2 separate regions of the Homo sapiens genome follow, and region 2 is linked to region 1. Evidence: chromatin contacts called from ENCODE Hi-C or POLR2A ChIA-PET data. All regions are on one chromosome and are shown on one strand. The core of a region is the stretch at or near the end of the contact, and the rest is flanking DNA. Distances in the headings are between cores, read along the strand shown.

Evidence for each region. A loop is a pair of places that touch in the nucleus more often than their neighbours do. ChIA-PET counts read pairs that join two places held with the same protein, here RNA polymerase II (POLR2A). Pooled maps may share reads with other maps.
Region 2: a pooled map shows a loop between it and region 1 (2.7-fold over the local background). The contact joins the enhancer-like site here to the promoter of RBMS1 in region 1. A Hi-C loop is called at or near these places in 1 of 168 maps with a recorded cell type or tissue (posterior vena cava) and 14 of 50 pooled maps. POLR2A ChIA-PET finds 5 or more read pairs at or near these places in 1 of 52 experiments (PC-9).

Annotation. Positions count from the first base shown.
Region 1 is chr2:160,491,688-160,497,113 of GRCh38, forward strand. RBMS1 (RNA binding motif single stranded interacting protein 1) reads right to left here and starts at 2,120. Exons shown (of 14, transcript NM_016836.4): 1 at 1,602-2,120. The coding sequence starts at 1,676. RefSeq lists an enhancer at 1,661-2,181 and a silencer at 2,368-2,547.
Region 2 is chr2:160,208,845-160,214,175 of GRCh38, forward strand. No RefSeq gene overlaps it. Among named protein-coding and RNA genes, the nearest start is that of ITGB6, 11 kb to the left of the region's middle. RefSeq lists enhancers at 725-814, 955-1,024, 1,675-1,724. Within about 2 kb of position 1,956, at least 7 of the 41 ENCODE cell types and tissues checked have a DNase peak (open chromatin) inside an H3K27ac peak, as active enhancers do; they include PC-9, where a contact is called at or near this core.

The DNA of each region.
Region 1 (5,426 bases), core at 870-3,369:
CTTTAGGCACCCAATGCTGCATAATTTAAACAAGTGCATTAAATATATAAGATATCTAAAAGGTAGTGCATTGATTATGCCACAAAATTTCTTTGAACAGCTACCATGTAGCTCACAGAAAACTAGCATCTCCTGCAAGTTCCTAAAACAAATACTGTGAGAACTACACAGAGATGAATAAGGGGTATCCTTGCTGCTACCATCTTGCTGCTTTCTGGTGACCCAAAGTAAAGTGGGAATTGGGGGAAGTGAAAATGAGGCCCGGGATTGCTAGGACATTTCTGGTCTCGAAACTGACAAGTGTCCTTTTTACGTAGACAAATACAGGGCTATGTCGTAAGTACATGAAAACGTGGACCACACACATTCTAAGAAAGAAAAGGCTGAATCAGAGATTCTTTGTACCAGGCCGGAAATGCCCAACTACCAGCAAGCAGAGCATGATTACAACCTCCCAAAGAAAGTTCGGACACTGCATCCATACCTGATTCTTTTGTGATCTAGAAGGGCACCCAGAGTTGTGATAGATGTTAATGGCTGAAGAAGGCTGCTGCGTCCAACTTCCACCCTCCCAAATTCTGGCGGCTGCTTCCAAAGCAGTGAAATTTCCAGTCTTCATGGCCCAAATAATTTTTTTAAATGAGTTCGGGAGGCATCAAATTCTTATTGTAAAAATAAGATAGGCCCACTAACAAAGTACCCAGGGTCCCTAGAAAGCCAGGCGCAATTTGTATGGCTACATGTCATCAACTGTTGTTACCCAAGAGTGTGCCGAGGTCACTTTTTAAAAAGCAACATTGGAAATCGATCTGTGGCAAACATATAAGCTAGTTTTGTTTTTGTTTCTTTTTTAACCAAATACGAAGTCACTTCTTTCTCTGCACTGAAATCTGCCCATTGTCCCTCCTTTGCAAAACCTCTAGAGATTAGAAGGGACATCAATGAACGCGAGTGAACTTTGGCCACTTTTCTACCCAAAACACCAGCGTAAAAGTAGAAATCAGTAACCAGGTGAAGTGCCACACCGCACAAAGATCAGAGGCGAGGGGCGGGCGCTCAGGGCCGGAGGCGGGGAGGAAAATATCCCGGCCCCGCCGCCCCTCCAGCCCCAGTCATCGCGTGCGCGGGAGGTGGAGGGGCGTCCCTGGGGGGCGGGAGGCTCCGCGCCACGGCGAGGGGAGCGAAGAGTTACAGCTTACAGGGCGAGGCCCTTGGAGAAGGGGTCGAAAAGCCGGGCCACCAGCGGATCCAGACGCGCACACCAGGCGACGGCCGCCGGCCAGCCAGGGCTCGGCGAGGGGCGCCGCTCGACCCCACGACCCTCCCCGCTGGCCGGGCCAGGAAGGGGCTGGTGGCTCTTTCCTGTCTAGTCTCTCCCCCCGCGGCTTTCTGTAACCCGATCCCCGCACTCCGCTCCCAGGGAAGCCGCCGCCCCGCGCGCCGCCCGGCTCTGCCCAGGCCAGCGCTATAGTTAGCAACCTTCCAGCAACTCCGCCCGGCGGTGGCGGGGGTTCGCCGCGCGCCCCCCTCCCCAGGCCTGACCCTGCGCGCGTCCCCGGGCCCCCTCCTCCGGCCGTCACCTCTCCCCGGCGCCCCTTTACCTTGGCTTGCAGATACTGGGGGTAATAGTAGGTGGCGTACTGAGGGTACATCTGCTGTTTCCACACTTTGCCCATGAAGCTGGAAGGGAGCCTGCCGTGCAGGGTCGCGGACACTTTGGGGTTTCCAAGTCTCGGGCTCTCCTGCCTCTCCCTTTCCGGCGGCGGCGGCAGCGGCGGCGGCGGCGGCGGCTGCTGCTGCTGCCGCTGCTCCACCTCCCAGCCGGGACCAGACGTCCTCCTCCTCCTCCTCCTCTTCCTCCTCCTCCTCCTCCTCCTCCTCCTCTTCCTCCTCCTCCTCCTCCTCCCAGGCAGAAAGAAAGACACTGCAGAGCGCAGAGGGCACCCCGGACAGGGCGCTCCCAAGGAGTTTCCTCCCGGAGCCCGACTGCTCCGGGGCTGCCAAGGGCTGGCGCGCTGGCCGCGGTCCGCTCGGGCGAGCCGGCTGCGCGGGGCTGAGAGGTGATCAATACAAGTGGAAAGTGCGGCAGCGGCGGCTGCGCTTGGTGCCAGGCGGCATCTGGGGTGGGTGCGCCCGATGTGGAGAGAGGAGAGGGGCTGGCGTTCCGAGGCCGTGGGGGAAGGGCGGGCGGGGGCGGGGCCTGGGCGCCGCCGAGCCCGGGACCCGCTGGAGGTGAGGGCTGAGTTTTAACCACTCCTCACCTCCCAGGCTCGCGGTTGGACGGGCGGAAGCCCTGTGAGTCCAGATCGCTTTGTGTCGGGGGTGGGGAAATGGGAGTGGGAGTGGGGGTGGAGGGGGAATGCGGGGGGACCCAGCTTAAGAACTGCAGGGCGGGCACCTCTTTTGCTTTCCCGAGTTTTTATCTTCGTAAGGGGGAGGGGAAATAAGGGAAAAGAGGAAATCTGATTAATCGTTCACTTCCCACCGCCCAGTAATTTTTTTTCACAAGGGAAGGAAAATGATTTAATGCCCAACAAAGCTGGAGTCTGGACACCTGGGTTCTGTTCCTCCCACCCACCCCCGACCCGGGGCCACAAGACTAATCTAGGTGACCTTGGGAGGGTTAGCGTCCTTCGGTTTGGTTTTCCCAGATGTGAGACGTGAAATCATGCCCCTTGCACAAGGGGAGGCAAAGCACATACATACATACACACACACACACACACACACACACACCCCTCACAACATATAGACGGATCCTTCTAAGAGGGGGATGCCGCAAAGAGGCAGAATGTTATTAGAGGACACAATATAGACATCAGCTTTTCTCTGCCTCTTTCTAATGCTGCCAGACAGTCTGTCAACTCCCACTCAGGAGCAAGGAAACTCCCTGAGTTTGGAATATTTTAAGGCCATTTTGAAAGTCACGCTGGCATATTGTTGCAGTGTGCTTCAGTGACATATAAAATCAATCTCTCTTTCTGCCTCTCTCCATCTCCTAATTGTCACAGCTCTAGACAGCCTCAGACCAGCAGTGGTTCAGTTCACTACATAACTAGATATAATTTAATGGAATTAATTGGTCCCCGAAGCTGCCTGCAGAAGACTTTTATATTCCAGCTCAAAAAGAGAGCTAATACCAAAATGTACATACGGATAGCATAGGTAAGCAAGCATCCTCAAATTAGGGTTCCGGCACATCTAATAAAATGTAATAAAAAACTGTGTTTGTTATTAAATAGACCTTGTTTACTTTGTCATTTTGGTTTTTGAAGAGTCTTTTGTTAATAGCACAAGGTAAATTAAACTCAACTGGAATGCATTATTTTGTTAAACAGTTATTATTTTTATATGATAACATTTTAAAATAGGTTTAGTAAGATACTTTAAAACAATGACAAAATAAGGACCTGAAACCCTTATAATCGTTCTATGGTTTAGACAAATTTCTAGATCTTACATGTTTGACAAAAACAAAATAAATATAAGTATAGGTGAGAACATTTTGGCTCTGCCAGGAGGCAAATCATGTCCCTCTCATTTACCTATGTAAAAGCCTATAAGGAAGCTAATATTTACTATGTCTGCTATATTGTAGGCACTGTTGAGGTGCATGCAGACCTGAAAAGTGGAATGGGTCACTGTCAGACTAGGGGAGCCTAAAATATTTCCCATATTGTTTCAATGTGGGGCCTTTTAATGTTTTTAAACAGGGAACTGACATGAACTAAATTGTGCTTTAGGAAGACTAGGAATGATGGTTTGGAAGAGTGACAGAAGGAAGAGAAGTAAATCGAGAACAATCGCAGAAGTTCTAGGTTTGAGGTAATAAGGGAAACTACCAAACTTAGACTGTTCTACTTACTGTTTTTTCTGGATGATGGAAATTCAGCCTGTTTTAGAGAGCCCAAAAGCAGACCTACACTTGTATAGACACTTGATTTATGACTGAGTTGGTATTATAGCGCAGTGGAGAAAGAATGAACTTTTCAATAAATGATTCTGGGTCAACTGGCAATCATATGGAAAAAATGAAATGGGAGCCCTGCCTCACACATACCAAGGGAGGAGGGTGGAAAATTGAGGTGAATCATGACCTGGATGTGAAAAACAAAAGTATAAAGCTGTTAGAAGACAATATAGAAGAATACCTTTTTGACCCTGAAATAGGAAAGATTGGTTAAATAAGGGGAACAACAGTGTAAGATTGACAGATTTGACTGTTAACATTAAGAACACTGGTTCATTGAAGGATTTTATAAAAAGCGATAAAAGCCACTAAATACCTGTAATACATATAACACAAAAGGTTAGTATACAGAATGTATAAATAATCAATAAAAAAAGAGAACTTGTTAGAATATGAACAAAAGAATGAATGTGTATTTCACAGAAGCACAAATATTCAGAAAACATATAAAAAGATGCTCAAGTTCATTAGTAATAAGAGAAATGCAAATTAAAATAATACTACTATACCATTTCATATTCACCGGATTTGCAAAAATTAAGAACTCTAAAAATATTAAGAGTAGGTAAAAATGTGGAAGGGGGGAAATCTGAAAACACTGCTTCCTGGAGGAAGTATAAATTGGTCTAACCACCACTTTAGAAAACAATTTGGCATTCCTGAATTTCATTTGCATGTTTCCTACAACACAGTAACAGGTACGTACCTTAAATAAATTATTTTATATGTGCACCAGGAGAAATATACAGGAATGTTCATAATATGCAGAAAATAACTCAAATGTCTACCAACTGTAGAGTGGATTAAAAAGGTTTTAGTATATGCACACATTGGAGTCGTTGCAGAAACAGAAATGAATAAGCTGCAGTTAAAAGCATCAACATGGATCATTTCAAAACTGATGTTGAATGAAAAAGGCAAGTCAACAGAATGCATAAAGCATGATTCCATTTGTATGAAGTTCAAAAACAGAAAAAATAACTAAACAGTATGTTATGTAAGAATAGGTGCAAGAGTAGTTTTTAAAAACTTTTATAAGGAAAATCAAAAGTAAAATAACATAAAATTCAAAACAGTATCTCTTAGGAAGAAGAAGGATGAAGTATTTAAGGAGGGGCCGAAGGAGACCTCTAGAAATAGTAATGTTGGATGTTTTGCTCTGGGTTATTGATAACATGAGACTACATTTCAATACTTTTGTTTTAATGTTCATAAGTTCTTTTGTATTTTTGCTGTATTTCATGTGAAAACATTTTAAAACAAAATCAGCTTTTAATTTTAAGCATGATCATTTTCAAACAAATACAAAAGCAGAGGAACCCTCTGTTCCTAACATCCAGCTTCAACATTCATCAACATTTTGTCATTCTTTTTTCTTCCCTCTTCTCTCTTTCTCTGTCTCACACACACACAAACACACACACACACTTACTTTTATTTTTCTAGAGTATTTCAA
Region 2 (5,331 bases), core at 706-3,205, 280 kb before region 1:
GATGGTAACAAATGCTGAGAAAAATAAAGGATGGCAAGGGGTCAGAGAGTGGCCAAGGTGGGGTGGCCAGCAAAGCCTCTCTGCTCAGGTGGTGTTTAGGCATAGCCTTGGGGAAAGGAGGGAGGGCATCGCAGGGCTCTCTGGAGGACAAGCAGTCCTGCCTGTGGGAAGAGCAAGTGCAAGGTCCTGGTACGGGATGGTTTGTGGACAAGCAAGGTGGCGAGCGAGGCTGAAGCAGAGTGAGTAGGTGAACTCAAGGAGTCCAGAGGAGATGAGCCAGACAGGCAAAGGGAAGAGGGCAGCTCATGAAGGAGGGGTGGGTTCGGGGGGGCGATGGTCAGGGCTCCAGATTTGTATTCTGAGTGAGAAGGGAAGCTTTTATGGAGTTTTGGTTGGACATGATGTAGCTTATAAGGTGGCAAGTATGCACAGACTATAAGACGATAAGGATGGAAGCTGGGGGGCCTTATTGCAGGCTGTTTCAGCAGAGATTATGACAGCTTGGTCTATGGTGGGAGTAAAGGAGGAAGTGAGAAGTGTTTGGATTCTGGATATATTTCCAAGATAGACATGATTTACAAACAGATTCCTCATAGGGAGGGAGAGAAATCAAGGGATCAACGATGACTCTAGCAGTTATTGAGGCCCTGAATCAATAACCCCACCATCACCACCAGGGTTCTCCAGCTGTTTCAGAGAGAGAATACCATCTGCTCATCAGCAGAGTCATCGGGAGCTCTAATCTGCTCTAACAACTTGGAGGGTCATGAGGAGTCATAACTCTGCAAAAAGCATTCCATGGTAGAACCAGAAAGGTCTGAACTATGCAGGCCAGTGCTGTATGGAGACTGTTTGTATGCTGTGTTAACATTCCTTCAGTCCAGTGGAGGTCTGATTAGCCAGCATCTTCTGTTCTGGAATTCCCCATGACTTTTTGGTTGCAAAAGAAAACCTGGAAAATCCCTGTGGTCCTCTAGTTCTCTCTAGCTGTGCTGATAGACTAATTGGGGTTAGTTTCAGTAACAAAAGTCTCCCCTAACAGAATAAAAAAATACTCCTCTTAAGAAGGCAGAAGAGATGGGTATATTTTCTTTTAAAAACTCCTTGGAAAGTGGAAGGACTTCAAACTTCTTTTGACCTTAAAGATGCAATTTATTCAGCTGCAACAATAGGGAAAGTTCTAATCCTTTAAAAAGCTGGGAGAAATGGTGGCCAGTAATTATTATCTTTTTATTGTTGTTTTTTTAGACAAGGCCTCACTCTATCACTGGGCTAGAGTGCAGTGGCATAATCCTAGCCTCACTACAGCCTTAAACTTTGGGGCTCAAGCGATCCTCCCACCTCAGTCTCCTAAGTAGCTGGGCACATGCCACCATGCCAAACTAATTAAAAAAATTTTTTATAAAGATGGAGGTCTTACTTTGTTGCCCAGGCTGGCCTAAAACTCTAGATCTCAAGTGATCCTCTTGCCTCAGCCAGTGATCATGTTTGAGGCACATCCTTGGGTGGGTCCGTGGAGGATTTATTACTTTTAACTGCCATTTTATGGAATTTTCTGATTGTTTCAGATGCATACTCAGTGAATCCTGTCAGTAAGTTTTCAGGGAATCAAATAGAGTAAAGGATTGGGTATGAGGTGAACACCCTAATCGTTAAAAAGGCTAAACAATAAATTATTCTAACAAGCTAATCAAAATGGCATTAACCTGGTGATGTCTCAAGACTTGGAAGTGGAGAAAGAAGAAAAGCCTTTAAAGCAAATTCAGCTGGCCTCTAATTAAAGACGGTGTGTCAGATTTTTACACCACAACAGACGTAACGAATCTATATATTGTTGGGCATAATTACTTCCAGACAAAAAGCGGCTCCGGTGAGCAGTCAGGTGTGAGGCTTGTTTGGGGAAGTATGAAAACCACCTGCCTGGGCTGCAATCTCTGTTGCGTCCTGACTACTCTGGCTGGAACTTTGCTGCTCCTGAGCCCAGGGCCCTTTCCTGGCACCCCCTAGCGGTTGAGGGTGTAACAACCGAGGCATGATGAAGCGAGAGGCTCACAGTAGTTTCAACATTTATTAAAGGAAGGAAATGAATCATTTTCTTTATATCAAGGAGTTCGATGTTTTAAAGTTTCAATCAAAACACAAATAGGAAAGTTTTTTGATAAAAGACAATTGCTGTTAGTTGCAAATATTGGGGGAGGGGCAAACATTCCCTATGCGTTGATGAAATTAAGTTATCTTGGACACCAATAGAGTAAGGCTCAGCAGCATGGAAAAGGCAGTTGTCAGCCCTGGTCTCAGTCCAGACCTTGGTGGATTGATTATTGGACATTTGTGGCATGGTATAGATTGGTCTTGAAATTGTTTAGGCCCTATTAGGCAACCAAAGATTAGGAAGACAGGATTTAAACGTTAACCAACAGAAGGATTTATTTTTATGAATGTTGCTGGAGGAGGAGCACAGCTTCCTAAAATGTGATCTGAAGTGAGCTGTTAATCCTTGCCCTGATAATGAAATGCTCCTGCAGTTTATTTAATATAGACTATTAAATCTTCCATCAGAAACTCACAATGTGCATTATAACCTATTAAACACTTCAAGAAGCCCCACAGGGAAGAAAATTGTTTACTTTTGTTTAACAATTAAACAAAAAACTATTTTCATTATCCTATGATAATATTGTAGTCAGATTTCTTAGGAAAAGGCGGGTGTGAATTCATGTGTTTACTGCTGCCTTTTTTGTGCATTCTGCAATTCAAAGATCTTTCAAGATGGGTTTTCCAGGAGACGATTCATTTTCCCAGGAAAGCCCAGAGAGGAGGTCCATTTTGATAATAGTTCAGATAAAACACTTGCAATAGTGATGGCTCATTATAAATTTCTGGACTCAGACCCAGCCTTATAACCTAGTATAGTTAACCTAGTGACTATAGCCCAGATACTACAGTTTTATTACTGAATGACGTAGACTGGTTTTCTTTGCGAAATGAATTTCGAATACGGCTATCTATTGTTTTCCTGTATCTTCTGGGCAGAGGATCCCAGTTGCTGCTTGCATCTGCCCTTGGTCTCTTTCTTTTTGGTACAATAGCCTGTCCTCAAGCTGTCATCTGCCTGTCTGTCCATCTACCCATCTTACTTGCAGAAGGTCCAGAAGAGTAGCTCCGTTAAGGAAACAGCATTCTCTTCCTAAGGTAGGAAGCATCTCTTCAGGTGAGAAAGTGTGCAGCATTTTTTCCAAACTTGGATTTTCTGCTGCTTTCTTATGATGCAGGCATCAGGCAAGGTGGGAGCAATCTGAATGAGTTTGGCTCTCTTCTGTTGACACCGTCATTCTTAAAATGACCAGTTTTATCAAGAGTGTGCTTCTTTCATTGTTGCAGTAATCTGAATGAATGTATATGTATATATATGGTCATTTGTCCACCTCCTGGGGTCAAAATAGTATATAAGAGTCACTGCAATTCATTCTGCTTGGTTTTCTAAGGAAAAAGTAAAATATGATGTAGGTGTTTTAAAAATGGAATCCAGTAGCAGATAGGAAACAAAAAGGAGATATATTTGCAATTTGTGAGTCTTTCTCTTTTTTTCCATTTTTCTCAGATAAACAAGGTAGATCTTGTTTGCATGAGCTACATGCAATTACAGTAGTAGTCAGAGTCACAGTTTGAAAAGATCTAAAAACCAAGAAACACTGAGGCATGAAACAAAGTTTAGTTACTACATTGGCTTTACTTAGCTTTGGAATGAGTCAAAATTACAGTTATAATAACATTTTCAGACAACCTTACTCTAAATATGTCACATCATCTCACTTAAAAAAATGATTTAGCCTGTTTCATGGAACATTGCAAGTACGAATTCCTTGTTCCTGATAACAGCCCTAAAACAATAATAGCGAACAATGTCTCTTATAATATGCCAAACACTGTTATAAATCTTTATCACAATGTGAGGTGAGGTACTGATATTTTCCCCATTTAAATAATAATATGTAATTTAATATTTTAGAAGAGTTTTAGATTAGTACAATTTCTATATATCCCATAGCCAGCCGTCCCTATTATTAATATCTTATGTGAGTATGGTACATTTGTTACAATTTTTTTTTGAGACAGAGTCTCACTCTGTCGCCCAGGCTGGAGTGCCGTCTTGGCTCACTGCAACCTCTGCCTCCTGGATTCAAGTGATTCTCCTGCCTCAGCCTCCCGAGTAGCTGGGATTACAGGCATGTGCCACCACACCTGGCTAATTTTTGTATTTTTAGTAGGGGCGGGGTTTCACCATATTGGCAAGGCTGGTCTCGAACTTCTGACCTCAGGTGATCTGCCTGCCTTGGCCTCCCAGAGTGCTGGGATTACAGGTGAGAGTCACCGCACCTAGCCCATTTGTTACAATTAATAAACAAATATTAATACATTATTATTATCTAAAGTCCATACTTTTTTTCAGACTTCCTTAGTTTTTACCAAATGTCTTTTTTTCTGCTCAAGGCTCCTCTTGAATTCTCCCCATTTTACAGAAGAAAAAGAAAATGACTCAGGTTAAATAACTTGGTCGCAGTCTCATAGGCACTAAGCGGAAAAGTTGGCCTCAAATCCAGGCAGTCTGATGGTAGGCAGGTGGTTAACCTTAATACTAAACTATCGTTACCTTAATAGTGTTATTCAACTTGAATGACTGATTTGTCCAGGCAGCAGAGCAGCAGGGTAGTGTGCACACCTTACCCAGGGGGCTCCGCTGGTAGTCAGGGACTGGCCAGAGTCACATGGGCAGTTTTCAGTACTAGAACTAGAACAACAGCTCCGATTCTCAGAGCGTTGGGTGGCCTAAAACAACATAAATCAATTTTCTGACACACGGTTCAGGGAACCAGAAGCCTGAAAGCAAGCTGTCTGGAGGCTCTGAGGGAGAAGGGGTTCCCTCCCCCTCCCTAGCTTCCGGGGGCTGCCGGCACTTATTGGCATCCCTAGACTCGTAGATGCATCATTTCGATGCCTCGTCTTCACATCTTCTCCTCTGGCGTTCTCCTTCTCTGTGTCTTTTCCTCTTCTTATAAGGACACTTGTCTTCGGATTTAGGACCTACCCAAAAAATCTGGGATTATCTCATCTCAAGATCCTTTACTTAATTACATCTACAAAGACGCTTCTTCAAATAAGATTCCATCCACAGGTTCTGGGAAGGTGAACCTATATTTTGGATGCAGTCGTCATTCAATCCACTACAGGGGCTAGAAGTGCTCAAAGGGTTGTTGTGAGGATAAAATTAAATAGAATTACATGTGGTACTTGCAACAGTAGGCATGTTTTTTAAAATGACAGCCATTTTTA